Linked DNA regions of Homo sapiens: region 1 is linked to region 2. Evidence: chromatin loops called from intact Hi-C (ENCODE). Cell type or tissue: GM12878. All regions are shown on one strand. Each heading gives the region's core, and the rest is flanking DNA. Links, peaks and the distances in the headings are about the cores only. Region 1 overlaps MOB3A (MOB kinase activator 3A). Region 2 overlaps GNG7 (G protein subunit gamma 7).

Region 1 (8,348 bases), core at 253-8,252, 540 kb before region 2:
TTTGGGAGGCCGAGGTGGGTGGATCACTTGAGGTCAGGAGTTCGAGACCAGCCTGGCCAACATGGTGAAACCCTATCTCCACTAAAAATACAAAAAACTAGCCGGGTGTGGTGGCATGTGCCTATAATCCCAGCTACTCAGGAGGCTGAGGCAGGAGAATCGCTTGAACCCAGGGAGGCGGAGGCTACAGTGAGCTGAGATCACGCCACTGCACTCCAGCCCTGGTGACAGAGTGAGACTCCGTCACAAAAAGAAAAAGGTGCAGGATTTTCAGTGGAAGTTAACATCTTCTGAAGAACCTTGTGGACTGGCAGAGTTCCCGTCACAGCAGACGGTTTTTTTTTTCCTTTTTATTTTTTTTGAGACAGGATCTTACTCTGTCGCCCAGGCTGGAGTGCAGTGGCATGATCTTGGCTCACTGCAAACTCTGCCTCCCAGGTTCAAGCAATTCTCCTGTCTCAGCCTCCTGAGTAGCTGGGACTACAGGCGCCCGCCACCACACCCAGCTAATTTTTGTACTTTTAGTAGAGATGGCGTTTCACCATGCTGGCCAGGCTGGTCTCAAACTCTTTACCTCGTGATCTGCCCGCTTTGCCCTCCCAAAGTGCTGGGATTACAGGCGTGAGCCACCGTGCCCGGCCTAGTTTTTTTTTTATTTAGAGACAGGGGTTTCACCATGTTGCCTAGGCTGCTCTCCAATTCCTGGCCTCACGCAATCCTCCCACCTCAGCCTCCCAAAGTGCTGGGATTACAGACGTGAGCCACCATGTCCGGCCCGAGCAAAGCGTTTTCTATCAGGAACAAACACAGGCTCCTTGGCGGAGGGGTGATTGGCCACAGAAAGGGGTCTTTTCCAAAGAAAGGCCGGGGTGGCCTCGGGACCCTGACTCCCGCCCTCGTTGTCCCCTGAGGCCGGGGGCAGGTTACCGTGTCTGGGGCTCCCTCCGCTCTGCTCTTCTCGGATTCCTCCAGGAACAGTGGAGAAGACAAGGCAGGAATCAGCTCTCAGAATTCCACACCAAGGCCTTCTGGGCTCCCCCGGTCTTCCCACGGACGAGACACAAGTGACCCTTGGAAACTTCTAGAGAAATGAAAGGTGAAATGACAAATTCCCCTGCTGCAACACTTTTTTTTTTTTTTTTTTTGAACAACACAGTTTCTCTAAGCAACCAACTGGTATGACCCCTCCCCCACCGAGGTGTAGCAGCTCACGGACCACAGTCACCCACTTCCTTCCGGAGGTTTCCACATCCTGCCACTGCCTCGGGGACCGCTGCCCCAGAGCACGGGAGGCGCCTGAGAGACAAGCCCTGAGTGGAGAAGTCAGTTCCATATGTTCTAGGTCAGTGCACAACACTGGCTCCCGGCCTGGCAGCCCAGCCCTCATACTTGGCTGGAAGATGCTCCCAGCCCAGAATCTGTCCTGCTAAAAAAGGCGCTGGGCGCGGTGGCTCACGCCTGTAATCCCAGCACTCTGGGAGGCCGAGGTGGGCGGATCACAAGATCAGGAGATCAAGACCATCCTGGCTAACTCGGTGAAACTCGTCTCTACTAAAAATACAAAAAAATAGCCGGGCGTAGTGGTGGGCACCTGTAGTCCCAGCTACTTGGGAGGCTGAGGCAGGAGAATGGCCTGAACCCGGGAGGCAGAGCTTGCAGTGAGCGGAGATTGTGCCACTGCACTCCAGCCTGGGCGACAGAGCAAGACTCTGTCTCAAAAAAAAAAAAAAAAAAAAAAAGGCAGCATCCCGGAGCCACCTTCCAAAATCTGAGTATTTATTTATTTTTACTTTCATTTATTTATTTTTTTGAGACGGAGTTTTGCTCTTGTTGCCCAGGCTGGAGTGCAGTGGTACGATCTCAGCTCACTACAACCTCTGTCTCCCAGGTTCAAGCGATTCTCCTGCCTCAGCCTCCCAAGTAACAGGGACTACAGGTGCCCGCTACAACGCCCGACTAATTTTGTATTTTTAGTAGAGGTGGGGTTTCGCCATGTTGGCCAGGCTGGTCTCGAACTCCTGACCTCAAGTGATCTGCCCACCTCGGCCTCCCAAAGTGCTGGGATTACAGGCGTGAACCATAACGCCCAGCCTCTGAGTGTTTATTTTTACTTTTTTATTTTTATTTTTTTGAGGTGAAGTGTTGCTCTGTCACCCAGGCTGGAGTGCAGTGGCGTGATCTCGGCTCACTGCAACCTCTGCCTCCTGGGTTCAAGCGATTCTCCTGGTCAGCCTCCTGTATAGCTGGGATTACAGACACACGCCACCATGCCTGCCTAATTTTTGTATTTTTAGGAGAAACTGTTCCACCATGTTGGCCAGGCTGGTCTCAAACTCCTGACCTCAGGTGATCTGCCCACCTCGGCCTCCCAAAGTGCTGGGATTACAGGCGTGAGCCAGCATGCCTGGCCTGAGGGTTTACTTTTAAACGTTACAACTGCTCCTGGTGCTGGTAGGCCACCCTCACTCCTGCTGGAGGATGGCTGCGTCTTCCCTGATCACCCAGGCGTGCATCCTGTCACTGTTTTGTGCTTTTGTCTGGTTTACATTTTTGTTTTTTTTAGAGACAGGGTCTTGCTCTGTTGCCCAGGCTGGAGTGCAGTAGTGCAATCACAGCTCACTGCAGCCTTGACCTCCCGGGCTCAAGTGATCCTCCCACCTCAGCCTCTTGAGTAGCTGGGACTACAGGCACACAACACCACACCTGTATAATTTTTGTATTTTTGTAGAGATGGGGTCTTGCTATGTTGTCCAGGCTGGTCTTGAGCTTCTGGAGTCAAGCGATCTTCCCACCTCAGCCACCCAAAGTGCAGGGATTACAGGTGTGAGCCACTGTGCCTACTGCATCTCTGACTTCTCTCGTGGGAAAGCAGACAGGCAGGAAGCAAGGCCTGCCCAGGCCCCTCTGGGCCAGGTGCTATCGAGGGCTTAGCATACTGTCCTAATTCTCCTGATAGTCTTTTCTTCTGTTTTTAGATTGACATATGACTCACATCCCACACGTTTTAACCTTTTCAGTTACAGTTCAGGAGTACAGTTACGTGACTCCTGGCACGTTTGGCGTTGCGCAAACACCACCTTTATCTAATTCCAGAACACTTTCCTCACCCCTAAAAGAAGCCCTGGCCAGCTGCAGTGGCTCACGCCTGTAATCCTGGCACTTTGGGAGGCCAAGGCAGGAGGACTGCTTGAGGCCAGGAGCTCAAGACCAGCCTGGGCAACATAGTGAGACCCATCTCTGTACGAAATAGTTAAGAAATTAGCCAGGCATGGTGGATGTGCCTGTATAGTCCCAGCCACTTGGAGGCTGAGGTGGGAGGATTGCTTGAGCCCAGGAGATCAAGGCTGCAGTGAGCTATGATTGTGCCACTGCACTGCAGCCTGGGGGACAAAGTAAGACCCTGTCTCAAAACAAAGCTAAGATCGTGTCACCTAGGGGACAGTTACAGTGATGAGACGTCACGGACACCTGTGGTGCCTGCTTCAGAGGACTCAGCCCAAAGTTTCAAGAGACAAGAGACCAAGTGTCAGAAAGAGGAAGCCACAGGGAGGAACGCCCCAAGCTACCATCCCAACCCAGGGCCACACTCCTTTCACGGAACTTTTTCCTAACCCAGGGCCGCAGGATCTGGGCTTGACTGGGCACCACCGACTTGGCACCGCCTTCTTGGCCTCCTGGATGGCTTCAGTCTGAACGTGGGGGCAGGAGCCATGCTCTGAGCCCGCCCAGTGGGAGCCAGGGGCCCACCCCAGTCTCGCCTCCTCGTGGCCACTGTGAAGAGCTCTCAGCCACACTCAGCTGCAGTGGGGGTCTCACCTGGGGGGCGATTCTGCACCCCGGGGACTCATACTGGGTGATGTCTGGGGGCATTTGTGGTTGTCATAACTGGAGGATGCTCCTGGCACAGAGTGGGTGGTGGCCAGGGATGCTGCCCAGTGCCCTGCAGTGCCCAGGATACCCCACCCCAGAGACTAATCAGCCTTGAATGTCCACAGTGCCGAGGGGGACAAAGCTTGTCCTGCGAGTGGCAAGGCCGGGGATCTAACTGTTCTTGTTTGCTTTATTTTATTTTTTGAGACAAAGTCTTGCTCTGTCATCCAGGCTGGAGTGCAGTGGCACAATCACAGCCCACTCCAGCCTCAACCTCCGGGGCTCAAGCAATCCTCCCACCTCAGCCTCCTGCGTAGCTGGGACTCCTGGCGTGCGTCCAGATAATTTTTCTATTTTTTTTCTTTTTTGAGATGGGGTCCCGCTGTGTTGCCCAGGTTGGAGTGCAGTGGTGCGATCTTGGCTCACTGCAACCTCCGCCTCACGGGTTCAAGGATTCTTCTGCCTCAGCCTCCTGAGTAGCTGGGACTACAGGTGCGCACCACCACACCCAGCTAATTTTTTTTGTATTTTTAGTAGAGACAGGGTTTCACCATATTGGCCAGGCTGGTCTCCAACTCCTGACCTCATGATCCGCCCGCCTCGACCTCCCAAAGTGCTGGGATTACAGGCATGAGCCACCACACCCGGCAATTTTTGTATTTTTTGTAGAGACGGGGGTCTTGCTATGTTGTCCAGGCTGGTCTTAAACTCCTGACCTCGAGCAGTCCTCCCACCTTGGCCTCCCAAAGTGCTGGGATTATAGACATGAGCCACGGAGCCTGGCTCTGTCTCCCTCTTTAATGAGTAATTTTTACAAATTGCCAACCTCACCACTAGTTAGTACACAGTGACTGTAGTTGTCAGAGGCTCAAACGTGTATCTGGCCATCCGTGTTTCTCCTGCTTTCTGGGGAGCACTTCCCTACGCACTCATAAACTAACCCTACAGGGGTTCATGCCGCAGCCCTGTGAGGCTGGCAGGGCAGGCTGAAAGCGAATGCTCTCATTCCTGCTAAGTGATGGTGGACCTTTGCTGTCATTAGTAAACAGGCCTGGCATTTGCTGGGGCCCTGGAGGACCTGCTCTCGTGAAACTCATCATTTCCTGGCTGGCGGGAGGGGCTCACCCGTGCTGCACGTCCAGAAGCTGAGGCCAGTTGCCTCGCCTGAGGGTGGGAGGTAAAAGGTACAAGTCTGGGCTTGAACTCAGATCCTTCAATTCTGAATCTGCTGCGTCTGCCACTAGGGCAGCGTTTCCACTCTCTGCACTGTGGACATCGGCGTGGGTCACTCTCTGGGGAGGGGCCATCCTGGGCACTGCAGGGTGCTGAGCAGCGTCCCTGGCCTCCACCCACTCCATGCCAGGAGCACCCCCAGTCATGAGAAAAACACAAATGTCCCAGACTTGGCCCAGTGTCCCCTGGGGGCAGAATTACCCTCAATTGACACCTCTTGGGTTAGGGGATTCCACGGACCCCCAAGAGACTCCGTGGCCCATGATCCTCTGCTCTGCTGAGGTCCCAGGAGGCTACACACATTGAAATCCACAGAGGGGGAGAGGAAGAGAATCCCAGGAGCTGAGGTCCCCTGGTTTACACCGTCTGCCATATTGGGAGTTTATTCTGGTGTCTGGTGTGAGCAGGGAGCAGACTTGATTTTTTTTTCCCAAATAACTAATGCAGTCCCCCACTTGGCATTCAGGGCTGGATCCTTCTCTGGGTGAGTTTGTCCTGGGCACTGCAGGTGCTGAGCAATGTCCCTGGCCTCCACCCACTCCATGCCAGGGGCAGCCCCTCCTCTAGTTGTGACAAACACAAATGCACCCCCCGCACTGCCCCGTATTTCCAAGTCCCCTGGGGGCAAAACTGCCCTGGGGCAAGACCTCAGCTAGATTGGCAGCTTCCCCTCTGATCTAATCTACCAGGGACTCCACTGAGGGGATTCTGGGGGCCCCGATACCCGATCCATCTTAGCCCAGCCAAGTCCGCATCCCCAGAGCTCCGCAGCTGCCAGGCGCTTCTGAAACCAGCATCTGCAGCCCGGCAGAGCTGGCATGGTGACTCAGGCTGCCTTGGTTCTCCAGGGCACGTAGGGTGCGACTCCCCACCCAGGTGTCCCAGCTCAGCCCATCCCTTTGTCCCCGGTGGGAATTGTCTGTGCTTGGAGTGGCTCACACCCCCGACCACTTCCTTTTTCTTCTCATTTGCCTCGTGGCCCAGAGGATGTTGGCGGGCTGAGTCAGGGATAGACCACCCTGCCCCCTGCCCCCACAGGCCTGAACACGGTGAAGATTCTGCCCCTCAACACCGGACGATGTCTGGGGACATCTGTGGTTGTCAGGTTTTGGGGGAACTCCTGGCATGGAGTGGGTGGAGGCCAGGAACGCTACTCAGCACCCTGCAGTGCCCAGGACACTCCACCCCAGAGAATGACTCAATACCCAGGGGGAGACCCTGGCCCCAGCCCCACACAGGAAGTAACAACTTCCTCCTTCCCTGTGGGACTTATGGTCAATGAAATACGACATTAAACATAGCAATGATACAAATACGTTATTTTTTTTTTTAAGACGGAGTCTCGCTCTGTTGCCCAGGCTGGAGTGCAGTGGCGCGATCTCGTCTCACTGCAACCTCCGCCTACTGGGTTCACGCCATTCTCCTGCCTCAGCCTCCCGAGTAGCTGGGATTACAGCTGCCTGCAACCGTGCTCAGCTAATTTTTGAATTTTTAGTAGAGACGGGGTTTCACCGTGTTAGTCAGGATGGTCTCGATCTCCTGACCTCGTGATCCGCCCACCTTGGCCTCCCAAAGTGTTGGGATTACAGGCGTGAGCCACCGCGCCCGGCCAAAATACGTGCATTATTTTAACACACTTTTAAAACTAATAAGCTGAATATAAAGCTCTGCATTAAAGCCAGAAGACCTAAGAGAAAACCCACAACCTGTGGGGAAGAAAAGGGAGGGAAACCTCCGTGAAACTGACCCCTGCAGTAAGTAACCCTACAACCAAGATTCCAGTGCCGGCTGCTGGCCAGATCAGGGGAACACGCGCTTCCTGCAGAGTCATTCCCAAGCCCATCTGGCTGGAAAGAAAAGCCTTAAACTTGAGCCAAAACCTCTCAACCCAGAGGAGACTTCTCATCCTTGTGTAACCCAGGACGGCCCGGCCACACAGTTTTAAGAAGAATGAGACACAGGCTCTGACACGGAAGGACACCCAATATCCGATAAGTGCAAAAAATAAGTTGCAAAACAGTATGGATACCCAGACCTTTTTTTCTTTTTTGGAGACCGAGTCTTGCTCTGTCACCCAGGCTGGAGTGCAGTGGCGCAATCTCGGCTCACTGCAAGCTCTGCCTCCCGGGCTCAAGCAATTCTCCTGCCTCAGCCTCCCAAGTAGCTGGGATTACAGGCGCCCGCCACTACGCCCAGCTAATTTTTGTATTTTTGGTAGAGACGGGGTTCCACCATGTTGGCCAGGCTGGTCTCAAACTCCTGACCTCAAGTGATCCACCCACCTCGGCCTCCCAAAGTGCTGGGATTACAGGCGTGAGCTACTGCGCCCAGGCTCTAAGACCTTTTTTGTTAAAGAAGGAATAAAAGCCGGGGTGCGGTGGCTCATGCCTGTAATCCCAGCACTTTGGGAGGCCAAGGCAGGTGGATCACAAGGTCAGGAGTTTGAGACTGGCCTGGCCGAGATGGTGAAACCCTGTCTCTACTAAAAATACAAAAATTAGCCAGGCGTGGTGGCGGGCGCCTGTAATCCCAGCTATTCAGGAGGCTGAGACAGGAGAATCGCTTGAACCTGGGAGGCGGAGGTTGCAGTGAGCCGAGATTGTGCCACTGCACTCCAGCCTGGGCGACGAGCAAAACTCTGTCTGTAACAGAAAAAAAAAAGAGAAAGAAAGAATAATAAATTGCTACAACCATGAAAAAAAATAAGGAACTATTGTGTCTGGAAGGAAAGGTTTTTTTTTTTTTTTTTTTTAGCTGCCTGTTTGTTTGAGATGAGGTTTCGCTCTATCCCCCAGGCTGGAGTGCAGTGGTGCAATCACGGCTCACTGCAGCCTCAACCTCCTGGGCTCAAATGACCCTCCCACCTCAGCCTCTCAAGTAGCTGGGACCACAGGTGCACGCCACCACGCCCAGCTAACTTTTGTATTTTTGGTAGAGATGGGGTCTTACTATGTTGCCCAGGCTGGTCTCAAACTCCTGGGTTCAAGCTATCCTTCTGCCTTGGCCTCCCAGAGTGCTGGGATCACAGGCATGAGCCATAGCGCCCGACCCTCTGTGAATCTTTGTGGTAAACTGACATACTTTTCCCAGTCTGGGTATATAAGGAAAAAAACAGTCATTTTGATATACTCAAAAGGAAAAGGGGGTGAGGCGCGGTGGCTTACGCCTGTAATCCCAGCACTTTGGGAGGCTGAGGCAGGCAGACTGCCTGAGCTGGGCAACATGGTGAAATCCAGTCTCTACTA
Region 2 (8,348 bases), core at 121-8,120:
AAACAGAAAAGAAAAGAGGAGAGGGGAGGGGAGGGGAGGGGAGGGGAGGGGAGGGGAGAGGAGAGGACCCTGTAGAATGAAAGAAAGGCAGATCCCCCTGCACCCTGGCTACAGGCCGTCGTCCCGACCCCTCTCTCTGCAGGCAGGTCACTGCCCCCCTCACAAACCTCTGTCCTGATCCCCCAACCCACACACCAGAGCTGGGCCCATGCACCGGGAAACCTGCCACCCCAGGGGCCACTCCAGTCTCAGACCAACAGGATATTAAAAAAGGCGAAACCTCAGAACCGTTTCCTATCGAAACCAATTAGAAAGCTCTTGGGTATGAGTCCAATGTTTTCAAGCAACTAAAGGCAAAAGAGAAGATTTTCAACGAAACATCCCAGCTGGGGGTGAGCTTCTTAGGGTCCTGTCATCGGCCACCCTAGAGGGACCTAGGGGTGAGCTTATGCCGTCAGCACCCCCAGCCAACGTGGGTCGGCCAGTTAGCTGGGCGTGGTGTTGTGCGCCTGTAATCCCAGCTACTTGGGAGGTTGAGGCAGGAGAATTGCTTGAACCCGGGAAGTGGAGGTTGCAGTGAGCCGAAATCGTGCCATTGCACTCTGGCTCCGGGCAACAGAGCAAGACAGCTCTGTGCAGAGAACAGACTCCTGCGGTGGAAATGCTGGCTGCCTTTGAGGCTGGGTTCTGTGACCTTGGGTTTCCCAGCCTGAGCTTCCAGTTTCATTTATAAAAGGGGTGACGTGGCCGCCTTCCTGCAGGCGCTCTGAAGGTGGCAGATTACACAGAGGTGGTACGACTCATACAGGTTTCTGCAAACGGGGGCCCCATCAACAGTCACCTTTCCTTAGCACAGCGCCTTCCTCCTGGGGTGACCTCGCCCCTTCCTGCACACCCCAGGAGCTTCCTGAGACCTGAGTAAAGCTCACTTCCCTTGCAAGGGGTTTAGTGACGTCCCTTCAAAATTCTTGTCCACGGGGAACCTCGGAAAATGACTGTTACGGACTAATTGCATTTGCTTAAAACTTATGTTGAAGCTGGATGTGGTGGTCCACACCTGTGGTCCCAGCTACTCGGGAAGCTGAGGCGGGAGGATTGCTTGAGCCCTAGGATTTCAGGGCTGCAGTGAGCTATGATGCTGCCACTGCACTCCAGCCTGTGCAACACAGCAGCAAGACTCCAGACACAAAAAATTAATTAAAGAAAAATGGCTGGGCACAGTGGCTCACTCCTGTAATCCCAGCACTTTGGGAGGCCGAGGTGGGCAGATCACCTGAGATAAGGAGTTCGAGACCAGCCTGACCAACATGGACAAACCTCATCTCTACTAAAAACACAAAGTTAGCCGGGCGTGTTGGTGCGCGCCTGTAATCCCAGCTACTCGGGAGGCTGAGGCAGGAGAATTGCTTGAACCTGGGAGGCAGAGGTTGCAGTGAGCCAAGATGGCACCACTGCACTCCAGCCTGGGTGACAGAGCAAGACCTCATCTAAAACAAACAAACAAACAAACAAACAAAAACAAAGAAGGAGACACAGAGAGACAGCAGAAAACAGAAGCAGAGACTGGAGCAATTCGACGGTAAGCACAAGCCAGGTTTGCCAGAGCCCCCAGAAGCCAGAGGACGCGGAAGGATCCTCTCCTGTAGCGCCCAGGGGAGCACAGCTCTGCAGACAGCTTGGTTTAGTACTTCTGCCCTCCAGAACCGTGAGAGGACACACGTCTGCGGATTGATACTTCCGGGTCTGTGGTCACCTGTTATGGCAGCCACAAGAGGCTCGTCTGCCCCTTTTCTCTCCCCTTCCTTCATGCTGATCACCACGGAGGAGTGAGTTCGATTCCCTCTGCCTGCCCAAAACCCTCATCAACTTTTTTTTTTTTTCTCTCTCTTTTGAGACGGAGTCTTGCTCTGTCACCCAGGCTGGAGTGCAGTGGCGAGATCTCGGCTCACTGCAAGCTCTGCCTCCCGGGTTCACGCCATTCTCCTGCCTCAGCCTCCTGAGTAGCTGGGACTACAGGCGCCCGCCACCACACCCGGCTAATTTTTTGTATTTTCAGTAGAGACGGGGTTTCACCATGTTAGCCAGGATGGTCTCGATCTCCTGACCTTGTGATCCGCCTGTGTCGGCCTCCCAAAGTGCTGGGATTACAGGCATGAGCCACCGCGCCCGGCTCCTGGTGGTTTTTAAGCTTGCAAAGGGTGCGGGATAAGCCCTGCAGAAGTCAATGGTCAGTAATGAGGGCTGGGGATTCAGCCCATCTCCAGGGAAAGCCCCCGAAACTGGCAACACCAGCTGCTTCCGGGAAGGGGAACCCAATGCGAGCAACGCGGCAGAGAGGGGGCTTCCGGGAAGGGGAACCCAACGCGAGCAACGCGGCAGAGAGGGGGGCTTCCGGGAAGGGGAACCCAACGCGAGCAACGCGGCAGAGAGGGGGGCTTCCGGGAAGGGGAACCCAACGCGAGCAACGCGGCAGATAGGGGGCTTCCGGGAAGGGGAACCCAATGCGAGCAACGCGGCAGAGAGGGAGGCTTCCGGGATGGGGAACCCAATGCGAGCAACGCGGCAGAGAGGGAGGCTTCCGGGATGGGGAACCCAATGCGAGCAACGCGGCAGAGAGGGGGCTTCCGGGAAAGGGAGCTCAATGCGAGAGCAACGTGGCAGAGAGGAGGGCTTTGTTTTCACTTTCACCGTGTATCATTTATACCACTAGAGCTCTGACACCCCGGGCACGGCCACTGATAGAAAACATTGGTCCTTCTTCCTGGGGGTGTGTGGCCAAGTGAGGGTGGGTGAGGGAGAAGCCACTTTCCGGCTAAGGTCCTCAACACCCAGGCTCAGTCTGAGCTCTTCTGTGTCCCAGGAGGCAAAAAGGTGACCACAGGTTGGGCTGTAGTATCAAACCCAGAACAAACGGGGTGTTCCAAGCCTGGGCAACATAGCCAGACCCCATCTCTACAAAAAAATAATTAGCCAGGCGTGGTGGTGCACCTGTAGTCCCAGCTACTTTGGAGGCTGAGATGGGAGGATCGCTTGAGCATGGGCATTTGAGGCTGCAGTGAGCTGTGATCGTGCCACTGCACTCCAGCCTGGGCAACAGAGCAAGACCAGGTCTCAAGAAAACAAATAAACAAGGTGTTCCTTACCCAAAGGAATTGCAAGGAGGGGCTCGGACAGATACTTGTACTGTTCACTCATGTTCACAGCACCCAAAAGGTGGAAGCAATCAATCCAAGCGTCCATCAACAGATGGACAGATAAACAGCATGGTGCATCTGTATGATGGAATATTACTCAGCCATGAAAAGGAAGGGAATCCCAACACAGGCTGCAACACGGATGCACCTTGAGGACGTCACGCTCAGTGAGAGAACCCAGACACAAAAAACCAAATTGGCCAGGTGTGGTGGCTCACGCCTTTAATCCCAGCACTTTGGGAGGCCAAGGCAGGTGGATCACTTGAGGTCAGGAGTTGGAGACCAGCCTGGGCAATGTGGTGAAACCCCATCTCTACTAAAAATACAAAAATTAGCCGGGCATAGTGGCAGGTGCCTGTAATTCCAGCTACTCAGGAGGCTGAAGCAGGAGAATTGCTTGAATCTGGGAGGCGGAGGTTGCAGTGAGCCGAGGTCGCACCGCTGCACTCCAGCCTGGGCCACAGAGCGAGACTGCATCTAAAAGAAAAGGACAAATCTTGTGTGACTGCACGCCTAGGAGGTCCCTAGAGCCGTCAGATTCACAGAGACAGTCCATCTGTTGATGGACGCTTGAGTTGCTTCCACCTTTTGGCTGCTGTGAACATGAGCGAACAGTACAAGGGAAGCAGGATGGGGGGTGCCAAGGGCTGGGAAGGGGACGGGGAGCAAGTGTTTCACGGGGACAGAGATTCAGTCTGGGAAGATGGAAAGTTCTGGAGATGACGGTGGTGATGGGTGCAGCACCATGCAAATGTGCTTAATGCCACTGAACTGAGCCCTTAGAAATGGCTAAGATGGTAAATACTATGTTTCATATATTTTACCACAATTAAAAAAAGAAAGAAAGGGCCGGGCGCGGTGGCTCACGCCTGTAATCCCAGCACTTTGGGAGGCCGAGGTGGAAGGATCACGAGGTCAGGAGATCGAGACCATCCTGGCTAACATGGTGAAACCCCGTCTCCAATAAAAATACAAAAAAAATTAGCCGGGCGTGGTGGTGGGCGCCTGTAGTCCCAGCTACTCCGGAGGCTGAGGCAGGAGAATGGCGAGAACCCGGGAGGCGGAGCTTGCAGTGAGCCGAGATTGTGCCACTTAACTCCAGCCTGGGAGACAGCGAGACTCCGTCTCAAAAAAAAAAAAAAAAAAGAAAAAGAAAAAAAGAAAAGAAAGAAAGAAAGGTGCTCCAGTGGCTCTCAGGCAGAGCTCCACCTCTGTCTGGTTGCCGGTGGTGCCACAGCACAGCAGGCCTCTCGTCTCCGGAGCAGTGACTGTGACCTGTTGCCAGCCCTGGCGGCTATTCCTAGCAGCTCCTGACCTGCAGGAGGCTGAGCCCAGCAGTGCCTTCTGGGAAGGAGGGAAGGAGGGAGGCTTTCTGGTAATTACCCCCAGGCAGAGGGCAGGCGGGCACAGGGGCCCGAGCCCCTCCAGCCCATCCCACAGGCTCCAGGGTGTTTACTGAGCTTGCAGAATTCCACGCTGTGGGCTGGGCCACTCCTGCCCTGAGACAGGAAGACAAGGTCAGCTCAGGGCACAGAAGCCATCTCCTGGCTGTCACCTTTCCTTGTGGGTGCAGAGCCGGACCCCAGGCAGGGGTGGACGCCTGTGGTTTACCTCCCTGGGGGCTCGGGCCCTGTGCCGAGGGTGCATGTGTTGTCCCCTGGGGCCTCTAGACCTCTTCCTTTCTTTTGAGACAAGATCTTGCTCTGTCGCCAGGCTGGAGTGCAGTGGTGCGATCTCAGCTCACTGCAACCTCCGCCTCCCGGGTTCAAGCAATCCTCCTGCCTCAGCCTCCCGAATAGCTGGGAATACAGGTGCACACCACTGCACCCGGCTAATTTTTAAAAATTTTTTTGTAGACAAGGGGGTCTCACTCTTTTACTGAGCCTGGTCCTGAATCCTGGCCTCAAGCAATTCTCTCACTTCAGCACCCCAAAGCACTGGGATTATAGGTGTGAGCCACTGTGCCCAGCCAGGGTTTTTATTTTTATTTTTTGCAGAAATAGAGGGGGGTCTCTGTTGCCCAGGCTGGTCTCAAACTCCCGGCCTCAAGCGATCTTCCCATGTCGGCCTCTGAAAGTGCTGGGATTACAGGCGTGAGCCACTGCTCCCAGATTAGCCAGACTTCTCTCTTCTCCTCGGTCACGGGGATCAGGAAGCAGAGAACCAAGGTTCTGCCACCAACTTGTAGAAGGGCCATGGGTCACCCATGCCCCTCCCAGTGTTTCCATGGTTGCCAGGGAAGCCAGTGAAGGGCAGAGTCTTTGGGGAGGAGGAAGCTGGGTCAGAGAGGAGATGAGGGTGTGAGAGGGTGAGCAGGTAGCGCCCTCACCGTGCTGGGCACAAGACAAGGACTTCAGAGCTGATTATTTTGGTTTTGGGGTTTTTTGTTTGTTTTTGTTTTTGTTTTGTTTTTGAGGCGGAGTCTCACTCTGTCGCCCAGGCTGGACTGCTCACTGATGCTCACCGCAACTCCGCCTCCCGGGTTCAAGCGATTCTCCTGCCTCAGCCTCCCAAGTAGCTAGGATTACAGGCGCCCACCACCACGCCTGGCTAATTTTTGTATTTTTAGTAGAGATGGGGTTTCACTATGTTGGCCAGGCTGGTCTCGAACTCCTGACCTCAGGTGATCCACCCGCCTCGGCCTCCCAAAGTGCTGGGATGACAGGCGTGAGCCATGGCGCCCGGCCTGATTATTTCATTTACTCCCTGCAGCAACCCTGGACTGCAGGGGTGGTGATCACCCCCCATTTTACCAAACAGAAGCAGAGAGTGACCGCGGGTGCCCACCTGACCCCGTGTCTCCAGCGGGAACGTGAAGCTGATGCTGCTCCCGCCCCAGGCCTGAAGCCGGCCCCCTGCCCCAAACCAGCCTGACCAGCGGCACCGTGGAAACCCACCGGGATCTCTGCCACCCACAGGAGGCTGGGGCATCTCTCACCCCCTCTGTGCCTCAGTTTCCTAATCTGTCACACAGGGAGGCTGGACCCAAACCAATTGATTGTTGTCATGGGTGGAGCCGGAACCCGCTATGGCTCCCTCCTGCCCTCGGGATAAAATGCAGCCTCTGCCGTGCGGCCTCCTCACTCCCTCCCTCTCACCTTTTCAAGGTCCTGGAACCATCTCTGCACCTGTATCCCCCACCCCACCTGTCACCTTCAGGGCACTAGCAACACTCAACTCATGTCACTTCCTCCAGGAAGCCCTCCCTGAATTCCCGAACAAAGCTCCTGGTGTGGGCACCTGCTTTCACTCTTGGGCGGTGTTGTCTTCATCGGTTCACTCAATCAGGGTCTCAACTGGGGTAATTCTGTCCCCTCAGGGGACACTGGGCGGTGTCGGGGGACATCTGTAATTGTCATGACGGAGGGAAGTGGGACCTTCCCTGACTAATATTCCCTCACATCGGTCCATGCTCCTGGCATGGAGTGGGTGGAGGCCAGGGATGCTGCTCAGCACCCTGCAGTGCCCAGGACGGCCTCACCCCAGAGAACAGTCCAGTGTCAGTGTCCACAGTGCCCAGGGGGAGAGACCTGCTTTAATTATTTGGGAATAAACTGAGTGTCCTCCCTACTCACACCAGACACTGGAATAAACTCCAGATGGAGCAGACGGCATAAACCCGGGAGCCCCAGCTCCTGGGACTCATCTCCTCTCTCTCTTCCCACTCAGGTGTGGATTTCAATGTGTGCAGCCTCCTGGGACCTCCGCAGGGCAGAGGATCATGGGATGCAGAATCTCTTGGGGTCTGTGGAATCTTCTATCCCAGAGGGTCTCAACCAAGGTGTTTCTGTCCCAGGGGACGCTGGGTGATGTCTGGGGATATTTGTGGTTGTCATGACTGGGGGTGCTCCTGGCATGGAGTTGGTGGAGGCCAGGGACACTGTCAGCACCCTGCAGTGCCCAGGATGACCCACCCCAGAGAACGATCCACCTCACATGTTAAATGGCGGTAAGGGGGTGAACCCACCCCCTGCATGGCTCCAGGGGCACCCAGAGTGGGGCCCCAGCCCTGTGGCCGCCTCTCCTCCCACTTCCTCCGGGCGCCTGTCCTCTGCACCTGCATCCTCTGGCCCTGGCTCCCTTCAGAGCTGGTCACAGCTGGCAGCCCGCGTGCTGTAAACACCCACCCAGGCGTGCCAGCCAGACCTGGCTTTCTGTCACTCCCGGCTGATTCTGAATTCCCAGTCTCACATGGGCCAGAGGGTGACTGGCTCGAGACTTGCCTCTCATTACGAGCAAAGCTCTGATTCAGCCGGAATATTAGTCAGGGTACAGCATGTCACATTCCAGGAGGCTGATCAGCTCCGACCTCAACACCGGCAGCTGACTCAGCCCGGGGAGTTGCATGTGCTGACTACTCCTTCTGAGCCTCACAGTTATGTTCTCGAGATTTCACTCAGTGTCCTATGGTGTCACTGGTCCTGGTCGCAGACACAGACTCACCTGTGTGCAGGAGGTCAGGTGAGGATCGGTCCCAGCACCTTCATTCTTTGTTTCTTTCACTCACTCAGTAAACATCTGGTGAAGACTTGGACCAGATCCCTGATCTTAATGAAGGAGGTGACGGTCCGGCCCAGGTGACAGGCACAGTTAATGTGATGATCACAACACAGTTGCCATGTGACCCTGGGCACGTCAGCCCCTCTCAGCTACTGTTTTCTCCTATGTGAAGTGGAGATCATTATCTCAATCTCAACATGGCAAACAACACGGCAAGTGTATGAGTCAGCTACTGCTGAGTAACAACAGCGGCAACAAAGACACCATTTGCCATCTCACAACTTCTGTGTGTCAAGAGTCTGGCTTAACTGGGTCCCCCGCTCAGAGTCTTATAAGCCTAAAATCAAGGTATGGGCTGGGCCGAGTTGTCATCTGGAATTTGGGGTCCTCTTCTGAGCTAGTTTGGTTATCGGCAGAATTCATTTCCTTGCAGCTCTAGGAATGAGGTCCCTGTTTACCTACTGGCTGTTGGATGTGAGTGCTCTGAGCCCCTAGAGGCTACTCTCAGGTGTCTGCCACATGGACCCTCCACAGGCAGCTCACGACATAGCTGTTTGCTTTCTTTAAGGCAAGAAACCCCTTCCCTTTCTCTCTTTCTTTCAACTGTGGTGTGTGTGTGTGTGTGTATATATATATATAACATAAGACGGATCA

Evidence for each region. Hi-C counts contacts between places; a loop is a spot of excess contacts. Peaks named below come from ENCODE experiments on the same cell type or tissue, not always from the same donor. Only the 100,000 strongest peaks of a DNase experiment are listed, where the experiment ranks them.
Region 1: a loop joins it to region 2, with 7 times the contacts of the local background. A loop is called at or near these places in 4 of 110 quality-filtered maps.

What each region holds. Positions count from the first base shown.
Region 1 is chr19:2,084,248-2,092,595 of GRCh38, forward strand. MOB3A (MOB kinase activator 3A) reads right to left here. Exons shown (of 5, transcript NM_130807.3): 2 at 928-1,081. Among named protein-coding and RNA genes, the nearest start is that of MOB3A, 7.9 kb to the right of the region's middle. RefSeq lists enhancers at 1,043-1,142, 1,085-1,810, 2,703-2,942, 3,573-3,702, 4,584-4,643 and 3 more. In GM12878, for the core only: a CTCF peak has its summit at 3,759 (motif pointing left); DNase peaks (open chromatin) are centred at 1,214, 2,904, 3,524, 6,164 and 3 weaker places; H3K4me3 peaks cover 6,685 bases; H3K27ac peaks cover 8,000 bases.
Region 2 is chr19:2,620,207-2,628,554 of GRCh38, forward strand. The region is part of intron 2 of GNG7 (G protein subunit gamma 7); the gene reads right to left. Among named protein-coding and RNA genes, the nearest start is that of MIR7850, 6.3 kb to the right of the region's middle. RefSeq lists enhancers at 592-891, 1,771-1,970, 4,715-4,964, 6,775-7,974. In GM12878, for the core only: a CTCF peak has its summit at 4,426; DNase peaks (open chromatin) are centred at 745, 1,735, 4,507, 7,401 and 1 weaker place; H3K4me3 peaks cover 3,933 bases; H3K27ac peaks cover 5,495 bases.